2 separate regions of the Homo sapiens genome follow, and region 1 is linked to region 2. A link is a contact called in ENCODE Hi-C or POLR2A ChIA-PET data. All regions are on one chromosome and are shown on one strand. Each heading gives the region's core, a stretch centred on a gene start or an enhancer-like site at or near the end of the contact. The rest is flanking DNA. Distances are from core to core; before and after follow the strand shown. Region 1 holds the start of VASP (vasodilator stimulated phosphoprotein). Region 2 holds the start of MARK4 (microtubule affinity regulating kinase 4).

Region 1 (6,546 bases), core at 4,044-6,543, 260 kb after region 2:
GGAAGGCCAATGTAGGAACCCAAAATGCTTATTTCTTCTTCTCTTACTTCCCTCTCACAGAAAAGTCTTACGAATGGGGAAATTCCACCAACATCCAGACCAAAAAGAAAAAAGCCCAAATCGAAAAAAAAAAAAAAAAAAAAAAAAAACAAAAAAACCCAACCAAATGTTTTTGAAATATTCAGAGCCGAACAGATTCTGAGAGATAACCCAGTCCAATAACCTCTTTCCTTCTTATTACTCATCTGTTTTTGAGGGGAAGTAGAGTTTTGATTATTAAACTTTATTTACATAAGTGATTCCAAATACATTTTCTTGTAAAAAACAAGAAGACATGTTTTGCCTAGTCTGTTAGCAAATACGTTACAGGGCACCTGCTGTGTGCCAGGTCTTAGCCTCACAGTCATGAACCAGGCTGACCCACCAAGATCCTTGCCACTGTGGGGCTGACCTCTTGGTCAGGAGACGCAGCAAACAAGGGAATCAATAAATAAAGTCATCTCGCCAGGCGCAGTGGTCCACATCTGTAATCTCAGCACTTGGGGGAGTCTGAGGTGGGAGGATCACTTGAGCCCAAGAGTTCGAGACCAGCCTGGGCAACATAGCAAGATGCAATCTGTAATTTTTTTTTTTTTTTTTTTTTTTGAGACGGAGTCTCGCTCTGTCACCCAGGCTGGAGTGCAAGGGTGCTCTCTCGGCTCACTGCAAGCTCCGCCTCCCGGGTTCATGCCATTCTCCCGCCCAGTCTGTAATTAATACTAAAAAAATGAAGTCATCTTGCACACTGACAAGTGTCACGAAGAAAATAAAACAGGAGGATGTGTTGAGAAAATGACTAGGGGAGCTACTTCGGGTTTTTTACTTTTTCCAATTTTTAAAATTTTGATTTATTTAATTCAGGTAGTTTTGAATGGGTAATAAATTCACTTGGTTTGAAATGCAAAGAGTGCAAGATGGCATACAATGAAGTCTTTCTCTATCCCTCTCACACTTCAGCCACTCAATTTTCCGTGGTGGGGGAGGTGGCTTTTGAAACAGGGGAATCAGGAAAGGTCTCTGAGGAGGGGACAGTTGAGCAGAGACCTGACAGAGAAGAGTCAGCTCCGCAAATACCCCAAAGAGTGTTCTAAGGCAGAGGGAACAATCAGTATGAAGGCTTAGAAGCAGGATAAAATTTCCCCCCTTTTTTTTTTTTTTTTTGAGACAGAGTTTTCACTCTTGTTGCCCAGGCTGGAGTGCAATGGTGCAATCTCGGCTCACTGCAACCTCCGCCTCCTGGGTTCAAGTGATTCTCCTGCCTCAGCCTCCCAAGTAGCTGGGATTACAGGCACGTGCCACCACACCAGGCTAACTTTTTGTATTTACTACAGACAGGGTTTCACCATGTTAGTCAGGCTGGTCTCGAACTCCTGACCTTAGGTGATCCACCCAACTCGGCCTCCCAAAATGTTGGGATTACAGGCATGAGCCAGCCACCAGGTCCGGCCAAATTTGGCATTTTCAAGACAGACTTGAGACCTCCCAAGTGCGGTGGCTCACACTTGTAATCCCAGCACTTTGGGAGGCCGAGGCAGCTTGATTCCAGGAATTCGAGACCAGCATGGGCAACATAGCAAAACCTTGTCTCTACAAAAAAAAAAAAAGATCTCTGTGACCACCAAATTAACCCCACACTCTCTATCTCACTGGTAACCCTTGCAATGAGTTTAAAGTGGACTTTTTACATGTATTAATATATGGTATTCTGGGTGTTTCCTTGATTTTTTTCATTCCCTTCGTATCTCTGGCAACTTTTTATCCACTTAATGGATGTTTTCATTCTATGTCACCCACGTCATTTACACACTTCATGCCACCCGTTTTTTTAAGAGACAAGGTCTAAGTCTGTATCCCAAGCTGGAGTATAATGGCGCAATCATCGCTCACCACAGCCTCGAACTCCTGGGCTCAAGCAATCCTCCTACCTCATCTTCCCAAGTAGCTGGGACCACAGATGGATGATACCACACCCAGTTAATTTTTTTTTTTTTTTTAGAGATGGGGTCTCGGCCAGGCGCAGTGGCTCACACGTGTAATCCCACCACTTTGGGAGGCCCAGGTGGGCAGATCTTCTGAGGTCAGGAGTTCGAGACCAGCCTGACCAACATGGAGAAACCCCATCTCTACTAAAAAATGCAAAAATTAGCTGGGCTTGGTGGTGCATGCCTGTAATCCCAGCTACTTGGGAGGCTGAGGCAGGAGAATCGCTTGAACCCAGGAGGTGGAGGTTGCAGTGAGCCGAGATTGCGCCATTGAACTCTAGCCTGGGAAACAAGAATGAAACTCTGTCTCAAAAAAAAAAAAAAAAAAAAGAGAGAAATGGGGCCTCACTATGTTGTCCAGGCTGGTCTCAAACTCCCTGACCTCAAGTGATCCTCCTGCCTTGGCTTCTCAAAGCACCAAAGCACTGGGATTACAGGCATGACACACCTTGCCCAGTCCACACCTCCTTAAGTTGCTGCTCACTCCGTGCTTCAGAAAAGGATGTCCAAGGGTTTCACTATTCCCTGCCCTCATCTTTTTTTTGTTTTGTTTTGTTTAATTTTTTTTGAGGAGTCTTGCTCTGTCTCCCAGGCTGGAGTGTAGTGTCACGATCTTGGCTCACTGCAACCTCCGCCTCCGGGGTTCAAGTGATCCTCCCACCTCAGCCCCTCAGCCACCCAAGTAGCTGGGATTACAGGTGTGTGCCACCATGCCTGGTTAATTTTTTGTTTTTGGTAGAAACGGGGTTTCACCATGTTGGCCAGGCTGGTCTTGAACTCCTGACCTCAAGTGATCCACCCGCCTCGGCCTCCCAAAGTGCTGGGATTACAGGCGTGAGCCACTGTGCCCAGCCTCCCCTGTCCTCTTGATGAACATTTAAGCTATTTCCAATTTCTTGCTCTCACATCACTGCTACCGTAAAGATCGTTATGTACATATGCAAGCGTTCTCTTACACAGGGGTCTTGCTACCTGTTTTGTACAGCACTTAAGCTAAGAAGAGTTTTTTTTACAGTTTTTAAGCCTTGTAAGAAAAAAGAAAAACTGAAGAGTGTGTAAACCAGACCCTATGTCTAGCATATCTAAAATATTTCCTATTTGAACTTTTACAGAAAATGTTTGCCGGCTGGGCCTGGTGACTCACACCTCCAATCCCAGCACTTTGGGAGGCTGAGCCAGGCTGATCACTTTAGCCCAGGAGTTTGAGACCAGCCTGGGCAACACAGCTAAACCCTGTCTCTACAAAAAATTAGCCTGGCATGGTGGTGTGGACCTACAGTCCCAGCTACTCAGTGGGCTGAGGTTAGAGGATCGAATGAGCCCTGGTTATGCTACTGCGCTCCGGCATGGGCAACAAAGACCCTGTCTCCAACAAACAAACAAACAAAAAACCATGTTTGCTGACTGTTGTTGTAGTGTAGGTGGCACCCAGAAATGCCACCCCTCCTATGTCACAGATGGGAAAGCTGAGACCCAGAGAGGAGAACACAGTTACCCAAGGTCACACTGAACTGGTAACTCATTCAACTAGGTAAGTTTGTTGAGCTGCTGAGCCGGGCGGGCCTGGCTGGGGTGAGTGAGGTCCAGAAATTGATTAAGTCAACTGGGTGCAGTGGCTCATGCCTGTAATCCTAGCACTTTGGGAGACTGAGGCAGGCAGATCACCTGAGGTCATAAGTTTGAGACCAGCCTGGCCAACATGGTGAAATCCCATCTCTACTAAAAATACAAAAATTAGTTGGGCTTGGTGGCCCGTGCCTGTAATCCCAGCTACTTTAGGAGGGTGAGGCAGGAGAATTGCTTGAACCCAGGAGGGGGAGGTTGCAGTAAGCGGGGATCGAGCCAGCGCCCTCCAGCCTGGGTGACAGCGAGAGACTACATCTCAAAAAAAAAAAAAGAAAAAAAGAAATTTAGTCTACCCATTCTCCCAGACAACTCAGCCTGAGGAAACACACTGAGAAACAATGATAACCTCCGAGGAACAGGGTTCAAGGTCTCCCAGAGTGGGGTGGAGAAGGGGAGGGGAATTAATGTCAAAGCTTGGCCTGGAAGGATGACGTGCTCCCCAGGTAAAGGAGGTCAGGACAACATCAACATCCGGACATGGGACTCGGCTTGGACATACGCTGGAAAAGTGGATTCTCTCACATAGTCAGCTGGCCCTGAGAATTGTTGGTTTTACACTCAGACCTTGGTGGCTTTCCGGGTTCTGGGGGCTCAGGCAAGAGGGCCATAGGCCAGATTCATTCCCTGTCTCCAGGCCTCAGTTTACCCGTGTGTAAATGTGGAACTAACTGATTTCCCAGGGCTCGGGCGCCTCACCCGGGCCAGGTGGCGCTCTACCCAAGGGGCGCGACCAAATCAGTGACGTCACTCGGGGCGGGGCCGGCAAGACACGCTGCGGAAGCCTCAGAGGGTGTCTGGGCTCAGCCCGGAGCCGGCGTGTGGGGGCGGGGGCTCCCGGGAGGGTCTCCTCACCTCCGGGCCCTCCTGAGGGCTGGGATGATCCTGCTGTCCTCCGCAGGCGAAACTGAGTCAGAGCGGGGCGTGCGTGGGCCGGAGGCTTTACACACCAAAGAAGCCGGCGCCTCCTGCCCACCCCGGGCGAATGCCGGGCCCCCCACTCCCGCACTCCTCGCCAGTCCCCACCTCCACCCCACCCCACCCCCGACCCTGCGGCTGTGAGTCAGCGACCGACCGCGCCCCCTTGGCCCACTTCCTCCTCACCTTCCCGGGGCGGGCGGGGTGGGGTGAGAGGGGTTGGGCCCTACTCCCCCGACTTCCACTCCCGTGCGGGTGGGGGTCTCGCCCCCTTAGTAACCTCTCCGAAATTGACAGAAGAGAAACGCTGGGGAGGGGCGGTGTTCCGAAGATGGGATTTCAGGGAGAAAATCTGAGACCACTTGCTTAACTTGAGGGTCCTCCTCGACCCCCAAAATTGAGCGGAGTACGAGATGGAGAAGTCGATGGGGAAAGAAATCGCGCCCCTTCCGAGACCCTCCTCAGAATTCCCACAGTGGGAGCGAACTAGGAAGCAAGGGAGGTCCCCTTCCCCTTCACCAACTTGCCCCTCAGGTGGGGGTGATTCCCAGGGTGCACCCCTGGGCTACAACATTGGGGAGAGGAGCGAGATCGCGGAAGCCGAGGGTGCAGAGTTGCCCTTTTAAGCGCCCTCCACCCCCTCGCCTGGAGGCGCACGCGGCCCCTTTAAGGCGCGGGGCATTGTGGGTGCGGGGAGTGGAATTTTGGAACGAAATGTAACGAAGAGAAGTACAGTAGTAAGAGTAACACTGTAGCCGCCACCGGCAAGGGGTGCGCGCTGGGGAGCGGACGCTGCATCCCCTTTCTGCTGCAGGAACCTCTCATCAGACCGCCTGAGGGAAGCGGCGCCCGGAGACCCGCCCCGGCCCGGTCCACATTCTCCCCAGGAAGCCGGACTCTATGGGGCGGGACCCTGGGGGAGCCTGAGCCGAGCCCGGAGCCAGCCCCGAACCCCTGAACCTCCAGCCAGGGGCGCCCCGGGAGCAGCCAGCCCGTGGGCGAGCCGCCCGCCCGCCGAGCAGCCATGAGGTGAGCCGGACCTGCCCCCCGACCCGTCCCCGCCCGGGCGGGCTCCGCGCCCCGCCTTTGTCCCCCTCCCCCCCAGCTAGCTCCGGGCTGGAATTTGGGGACAGATCCTTGGGAGCCTCGGATTTGAGCTGAATCCCCTTGGACGCGCCCCAGAACCGTCGATCACTTCTCCACGACTGACTCCCCAAGCTCGGGGGGTGGTGGCGGTGAGGTTCTCCTGGGAGCCCTCAAGATTTGGGGGCGCTCGGAGGACTCCCGAATTGTTAAGACTTTTTTTAGAGGACCTCAAAGTTGGCAGCGACTCCCCGCAGGGATGCCAGGATTGAGGCAGGGCTCAGACTCTCCTCCCCCTCCCCCCAGACTTCAGCTCGAGGTCCGGGAAGGATTGTGGGGGACCGATTTGGGATACCCTGGGACTTGGAAGAGAGACTGAGACTCAGACCCTGGGTGTGCAGGTCCCCCGTTTACTTGGTGCTGGAAAAAGTCTCCCCAAGTGGGACCGCGCTCCATAACTTCGGGGGTACTTCTTAATCCCCTGGATTTTGGGGGTCACTTAGGTCTTCCTGTGGAGGAGGCTGGTGTGAACCGATCCAGGGACCTGGACGCAGCCTCCAGAGTCTGGTGGGACCCCCCCCTTCCCCGTCGCTCCGCACACAATCTGCTTAACTGGCCGTGCCTAGGACCGAGCGGGCGCTCGGAGCAGAGGGCGGCTCCCCGCCTCCGGCCATAAGGGCGGCCCGGCTCCCCCACCTGCGCGGCCCTGGAGAGGGAGGGGGCGCGGCAGCTGGGGGAAGGGGGCCTTTGTCTTCCTGACTCACCTGTCGAGACAGCTGGTGTGGGGGGCGGGCACCAAGCGCTGTAGGCCGGCTGCCTTCCCCACCACGGCCCCTCCCCCTTTGCTCACCGTCCCCCTATCCACCCGGAGCCTTGGGGTTGGAGGAGGGGGAGCTGGAAA
Region 2 (6,901 bases), core at 243-2,742:
CACCCCCAGCTCTCTGCAGGTGGGGGTGTGGAGCCTTAATTTGTAGCATTTGCCAATTTCCATGGTGTAAATATTCCCACCATGGCTAATTTCAAGCTACCAAGGTGATATCACATGGCATTTTTGCCCCCCATTATATAGTAATTTTACTGTGCAGCTACAATAGACGTAGGTAACCTCAAGATCACAGATAATGGCAAATGTAGTAAGATAACTAGGACGTGATGAGTATGTATTACTTGTACCTTTAATGTAATTTAATTGTATGTTTGCATAATTTAATTTTTAATAATGGCTGTGTTTAACAACCAGTTCCAAAATTCCTGAGACATAACAATCAGCTCGCTCCAGCCAGATCCAGCACACTGCTGTTTTAGAAGGGGAAACTGAGGCTCAGGAAAATAAGCCTCAGATAGAAGAAGGCAGGGCACAGACCCCTTCCCAAAACCATGTGACTCCCAGGCCAAGACTATGTAATGCCTGTCTTTCTTTCATCCCACCCTGGTCCACAGAGCATGGATGGTCCCCACAGCGCTGTGTGGCCTCCGAGAGGCTCTTGTCCTCTCTGGTCTCAGCCTGCCCGCATGGGGAGTGGCTGTGCCCTGCAGGCGAATACCTGCACAGGGTTCCTTCGCACCTGCCAGTGAGCAACACACGGATTCTTCCTTTCACTTTACAAACTGGGAAAGTGAAGCCCAGAAAGGGCAAGTGCTTGCCCCGGGTCATACAGGTGGACAGAGAGGGTCCCCACACCCCAGCTGGGGTGCAAAGGAGTGGATGCTGCAGCCCCAACCTGCGGGTCTGGATCTATGTGGCTGAGTGGAGGCAGCCTGACTAGGGAGGTCACTGAGCCCTCAGCAGTGGCCAAGCCCCGCACACCATCCCCTTCACCCACCCCACCCTTAGGCCTCCGAGGGGAGAGCTTCCCCCGCTCCCCCCCGCCAACTGGGGAGAGAATGGGCCAGGGGGAGGGACAATGTGGGCAGCGCCTCTGGGGTCTTCTCTGGCTCAGTCCCTTTATCTCTATCTCTTCACAGATCTCTGCGTCTCTGTATCTCTTTGTCTCTCCCTGTGTGTGTGTGGGGTCTCTCTCAGTCTTTGTCCCTCTGCGTCTCTGGGTCTCTCTGTCTCTGTCTCCCTGCGTCTCTCTCTCTCTGTCATCTGGCTCTTCCTTCATCTCCTTGCGCCTCTCCACCCTTTTGTAACTCGTCTCTCTCTCTTCGTGTCTCTCTATCTCTACGTCTCTCGATCTCTCTCTCTGCGTCTCTGGCGCTCTGCCCCGGCCTCTCTCTCCCCTTCTCTCCTCTCCAGTGCGCCTCTCGTCTCGGGCGAGAACACGCTCCCCGCCGGCGTGCCCAGACCCGCCTCCGCCCCCGGAGCCCCCGGAGCCCCCGGCGCCCCGACCAGCCCGGGCCTGCGCCTTTAAGGGCCGGCGGCGGGGGGCGGGGTCCCGGCGCCCCGCCCTGCCCGCCCCTCCCCCTGACGTCCCTTCCTCCCTCCCCAGCCCCTCCACCGCCTCCCTCCGCCGCCGCTTGGGCCGGCTCCGCGCCCCCTCCGCGGCCCCCGCCCGCCCGCCTGCCCGCCGCCCCCATGGCGCCCGGGGTCCCCGCTGCACGGGGCCACTAGGACCCTCGGCGTCCCTTCCCCTCCCCCGCCCTGCCCCCTCTCCCGCCGCGCGGACCCGGGCGTTCTCGGCGCCCAGCTTTTGAGCTCGCGTCCCCAGGCCGGCGGGGGGGGAGGGGAAGAGAGGGGACCCTGGGACCCCCGCCCCCCCCACCCGGCCGCCCCTGCCCCCCGGGACCCGGAGAAGATGTCTTCGCGGACGGTGCTGGCCCCGGGCAACGATCGGAACTCGGACACGGTGAGTGGGGCCCGGCCCCTTGGGGAGCCCTGGCTGGGTCCAGCCGCCAAACCCTTCTCCCCGTTGTACCCCTCGCCCCGCGAGCCCCTACCCTCGTTTCCTGGGCCCGACCCGGCTCGTCACCTCTCGACCCCTCCCGGACTTCCAGGCCTCTCCACCCTCCCCACCTTTTCCAGCCCAGCCCGACCCCTGGGGGCGCCCCTCTCTCGGGACCCCTCTCTTGTCCCCGTGCAGACCGCTTCCGCTCGGGTCTGTTCCCTCCAGGAAGCCCCTTCCCCTGCTTCCAGGAGCCCCTCCCTTCTCTTGCCTGTGCTAAGCCGTTTCCCCTCCAGGCCGTCCGCGTCCGACACCTCGCCCCCTCCCGGATTTGCAGGGCCCCTGACCCCCCAAGGCCCGGCCCTGGCACTCTCAGCAGGGCCTGGCCCAGTCCTGCCTCTGGCTCCGGCCTTCCCTGTCTGGGGCTGGGTGCCGGCTCCCCAGGAGCCCCCCTCCTCTTATTCCCAGCCCTCTGCCCCTCCAGGACGCACCCAGGGCGCCTGTGGGCAGCCCCTGGCAGGAAGCTGGTTTCCACCTCTCCTGGGCCCCGGCCCTTTTCTGGCTTCTTCAAGGTCTCTCCCGTCCCAGGCCTGGTCCCCATCTTCCAAGCAGCCCTGTCCCTAGATCCCAGCACCCCGGGGCCCCCAGATGCCACCTGGACCCTTTCTGGTCTCTTCCTCTCCCAGGAAGCCTTGGCCTCCAACTTCTAGGCCCTCACCTCACCCAGGCTGGTATTTCTAGGCCCTGGACCAGTCTGACTCCAGGCCTCATCCGCCCTCTATCAACTTCTCAGCTTCAGGCAGCCCCTTCCCCAACCCCCAACCTCTGGACCCCCTGCTAGGCCAAACTCAGACCCCTTCCCCACAAACCACCGTCCTTTCTCCTGCCCCAGGGCCTCCCCCTTCCTTGCTGGGAGTCTGGCCTTCCAAGGAAGCCCCCTCCTCAGCTTCAGAGGCCTTCCTCAGCTACAGGGCCTGGCCCCAGATCCTTCTTCCAGAAAACTCCTGGACCTGAAGCCTCTCGTCTTGCCCTGGTTTCAAGCCCTTTTCCCTTGGGTCAATCTGCTGGAAGCTTTCTCCCCAAATTTCTAGACCCCTTGACCTTCCCCAGGGCTCAGCCTTTATTCATCTGGGCTGCTCCTTGCCCAAGAAGTTCCTACCCCATACTTCCAGGCCCCCCAGACCCTTCTCTGGTTTCAAGGACTTCTCCTAGAAGCCCCCTTCTCTGATTCCTAGGAGCTTCCCCAAGACCCAGGGATTCCTGGCCTCTGACTTCCACTGCCCCCATGGCTTTGTCACTTTCCACCATTCCCAGGCGCCCCCTGCCCCTACACTGCTTCCCAGAGAGGCCCCTCCCCATCTCCTGTGTCTCTGATCACTGATCACTTCCAAAGACCTGCCCACCACCCAATCCTAGACTTCTCCCCACCTGGGATCTTTGTGGCTTTCTCCAAATCCTTCTGCCAGGTCCCTGTTCCCCTTCCCCCTGTTTCCCTCACCTCCGACAGACCCCCCCACACACACACACCATCAGAGAGATTTATATCTGTCCCTTCCTCATCTTGCAGATCCCTCCCTCACAGAGACCACCCCGCATCATCACTATGGGCCAGAACTCCAATTTGGAGTCTAATGAAATGCCTACCACCTCTGTTCCTTGGTCACTACAATCTACAGTGAGGTGCCAGGGGCTCCACAGTCCTGGGTTCCAATGCTGACATGGCCAGCTGGTTTGCCTTGTGTCCTCAGACAACCAGTTCTCCCTTTCTGAGCCTCAGTTTCCTGCCCTGGAAAATAGGGGTGACCGCTTGAGTGCCTCCAAGGCTTACTCGATTCAGGCGAAGGCTGGCACCTAGGAAGCACTCCACAAATGCCAGCTGCTATTGTGGCTGTGGGTATGAGTCAGACAGCCCGTGGATTCTCAGCTCAGGGCTGTTATTGGTTGTTGAGTGAGCCTGCAGATTCACTCCCAGCTTGCAGCCTCAGTTTCCTTATCTCTAAATCGGGTTGATGATGGCCCCCCACTGTTAGGGATGTTTGCAGGAGCCAGCGACGTGATGTGACTAAGGTGCACAGGGCCTGGCATGTGTCGTGGCTGTTGTGGTTATTAGCACTACTTTAATTGTTCAGATAAACTTGGGTTCACATCCTGTTTCTGTCCCTCCCTAGCTGTGTGACCTCGGGCAAGTAACCTTACCTCTCTGAGCCTTGGTTTCCTTGTCTGTTAAGTGGAACGCCTAATGAAGACTTGCTGTTCCCTGGGTTGTTAAGATGCGTGCATGGTGCGGATTTGAGGATGGCTAATCCCCTTTTCTCTCCTCCAACTCTTGTCACTAAGACCTGCCTGTCAGTCCTGGTGGGGAGTCACTTGCCTGCCTCTGGAATGGGAGGTTGCAGCCCCCTCTCCTGTTACCTGGTTACCATGGCTACAGCCACGTGGGGTCATGCTCCCCCACCCCAAGTTCCAGGGCCCCCCACCAGGGGGCCAGCCTCCCCAGGTTCCCTAGCAACAGTCCCGGGTGTTGGGGCGCCAGCCGGGCGGGAGGGAGCCAGGCCAGCTGGTGGTGCAGGCCAATTTTAGCTCCCACCCCCGGCCCCCAGGGGCTTTGTCACCCACTGCCCCAGCTGCCCCTCGCAGGGGTCCCTCAGCCATGCTGCCTTCAGCGTGGTGCCATCCCACCTCCAGCTGGCTGCCCTGGCGCCACCTGACAGGGCTTCTTCTCCAGGTCCTTATCTTGGTGGGGATCGGAGGCCTTATCTCCAGGATCTCCACCTGCCTCCCTGGTCTCTCCTGGGAAGAAGCCTGGGCCTGTGGGGAAGCCTGGCTCAGCACTCAGGAGGAATCAGCAGGCCGGGGTTCGCATCCCAGCACTCTGCTCCATCTGCCCTGTGACCTTGGGGGAGGGACTCCCCCTGCCTGAGCCTGGGTGTCCCCGTCTGAAGACTGCAGATCATAATTGGACCCACATTGGAGGCCAGGGTGAGGGCACGGCAGGCAGTGGCGGACGCGTGGTTAGAGCCCTGGCCGTGGTGGTTGGAACTGCCCAGCTGTGGGGAGGTTGTCTTTCTGCCCCTGTGAATGGACTGTGTGACCTTCACATGGCACCTTCCCTCTCCAAGGCTCAGTTTCTCTGCTGGAACATGGAGTCATTCCCTGGGCTACTGCAGGAATTAAGTGTAGGCGAGTTACCTGTTTACACAGGACTTGGTCCATAGCATGAGCTGCTTTGTAGAAATGGTTCATGACCCAGCGTGGTAGCTCACACCTATAATCCCAGAACTTTGGGAGACCCAGGCAGGAGGATGGCTTGAGCCTGGGAGCTGAAGACTAGCCCGGACAACATAGCAAGACTCCATCTCTACAAAAAAATTTAAAAATCAGCTGTGTGTGGTGGTGCACTCCTGTGGTCCCAGCTACTCAGGAGCCTGAGATGGGAGGATTTGCTTGAACCCAGGCAGTTGAGGCTCCAGTGAGCCTTGATTACACCACTGCACTTCAGCCTGGGTAACAGAGCAAGGCCCTGTCTCAAAAAAAAAAAAAAGGTTCAGGTGTGAGAGGCAGTGTGGTATTGTGACAGAGAAGAGCATCAAGTCTGGTGGAAACTATCGGGCACGGTGGCTCATGCCTGTAATCCCAGCACTTTGGGAGGCCGAGGTGGGCAGATCACCTGAGGTCAGGAGTTCAAGACCAGCCTGGCCAACATGGTGAAACCCCCTCTTTACTAAAAATACAAAAATTAGACGGTTGTGGTGGCGGGCGTCTGTAATCCCAGCCACTCGGGAGGCTGAGGCAGGAGAATTGCTTGAACCCAGGAGGTGGAGGTTGCAGTGAGTTGAGATCGTGCCATTGCACTCCAGCCTGGGCAACAAGAGTGAAACTCTGCCAAAAAAAAAAAAAAAAAAAAAAAATACTGGTGGAAACTGTTTGGGTTCAGATCGTGGGTCCGGGTCTCACTTTCCCCACCTGTAAAATGGAGATAATAGTGTGGTAATGGCCTCATATTGCATCAATGACCAGCATTAATTAAACGTTAGTTGTCGTTGCTATCAAGTGGCCCGGCAGTGTCTTTCTCAGAGACTTGGGCCCCCAGCCCATCAGCCTCTTGGCCTTTCTTCCTCCCCTCCTGTTGTCCTCCTGCTTCCCACTCCCAGCCGGAAGGGCACAGGCAGAACTGCCTTGGCGGGAGGCCTCAGGCACCCTGAGCCCCAGCCCTGAAAGGGAGACAGTCCCTGGGGCTTCCAATCAGGCCAGGGCAGCTCAGAGCAGGCAGGTGACCTGCGGGGGAGAGAGGCCAGGGAGGGACAGGACAGTAGGAACAGAACATCAGGAGGAGAGAAGCCATGGTGTGGGAGACAGCAAGTCAGGGCGCTTCTCAAGCCCTGGGTGTTTCAGGGGGTGGCAGAAGCAACAGTGTTTCCCATGGAAGGAGGATAACAGGGATTCAACCAGGTCTCAGGGCCAGTGAAAGACTTGGTTACCCTGCAGGGGGTGGTGGCTCAGGCCTGTAATGCCAGCACTTTGGGAGGCCGAGGTGGGTGGATCACCTGAGGTCAGGAGTTCAAGACCAACCTGGCCAACATGATGAAACCTCGTCTCTACTAAAAATACAAAATTAACCAGGTGTGGTGGCACATGCCTGTAATCCCAGCTACTCGGGAAAGCTGAGGCAGGAGAATCGCTTGAACCCAGGAGGCAGAGGTTGCAGTGAGCCAGACTGGGCCACTGCACTCCAGCTTGGGCAACAAGAGTGAAACTCTGTGTCAAAAAGAAAAAAAATAAGACTTGGTTACAATGTTTGGAGTCCAATCTGGGGTAACAGTGATTGGAATCAAATGTTAGGGGCATTCCACTGGGAATCAAATGTTGACATTTGGGTTTGAAGTAGAATTTGGGGGCTGGAGAGGGGACAGTTGATGGGTAAAATAGCAAGTCAGGACCAGTGGTGGTGGAGGAGGAGCCTCGAGTCCAGATTGAGGTCAGCGTTGATTGGGGTTGAGGGCAGCC

What was found. Hi-C counts contacts between places; a loop is a spot of excess contacts on that map. ChIA-PET counts read pairs that join two places held with the same protein, here RNA polymerase II (POLR2A). Pooled maps may share reads with other maps.
Region 1: a map of ascending aorta shows a loop between it and region 2 (2.5-fold over the local background). The contact joins the promoter of VASP here to the promoter of MARK4 in region 2. A Hi-C loop is called at or near these places in 1 of 168 maps with a recorded cell type or tissue (ascending aorta) and 5 of 50 pooled maps. POLR2A ChIA-PET finds 5 or more read pairs at or near these places in 1 of 52 experiments (GM12878).

What each region holds. Positions count from the first base shown.
Region 1 is chr19:45,502,186-45,508,731 of GRCh38, forward strand. It overlaps VASP (vasodilator stimulated phosphoprotein), which reads left to right and starts at 5,294. Exons shown (of 13, transcript NM_003370.4): 1 at 5,294-5,591. The coding sequence starts at 5,587. LOC107985314 (a long non-coding RNA gene) reads right to left here and starts at 5,189. Exons shown (of 2, transcript XR_007067269.1): 1 at 4,500-5,189. It overlaps PPM1N (protein phosphatase, Mg2+/Mn2+ dependent 1N (putative)), which reads left to right. Exons shown (of 5, transcript NM_001080401.2): 5 at 1-328. RefSeq lists silencers at 4,355-4,604, 4,635-4,764, 5,445-5,624, 6,219-6,418 and enhancers at 4,959-5,743, 5,025-5,294.
Region 2 is chr19:45,249,779-45,256,679 of GRCh38, forward strand. It overlaps MARK4 (microtubule affinity regulating kinase 4), which reads left to right and starts at 1,493. Exons shown (of 17, transcript NM_001199867.2): 1 at 1,493-1,861. The coding sequence starts at 1,811. RefSeq lists silencers at 1,168-1,547, 1,778-1,927 and an enhancer at 2,401-2,957.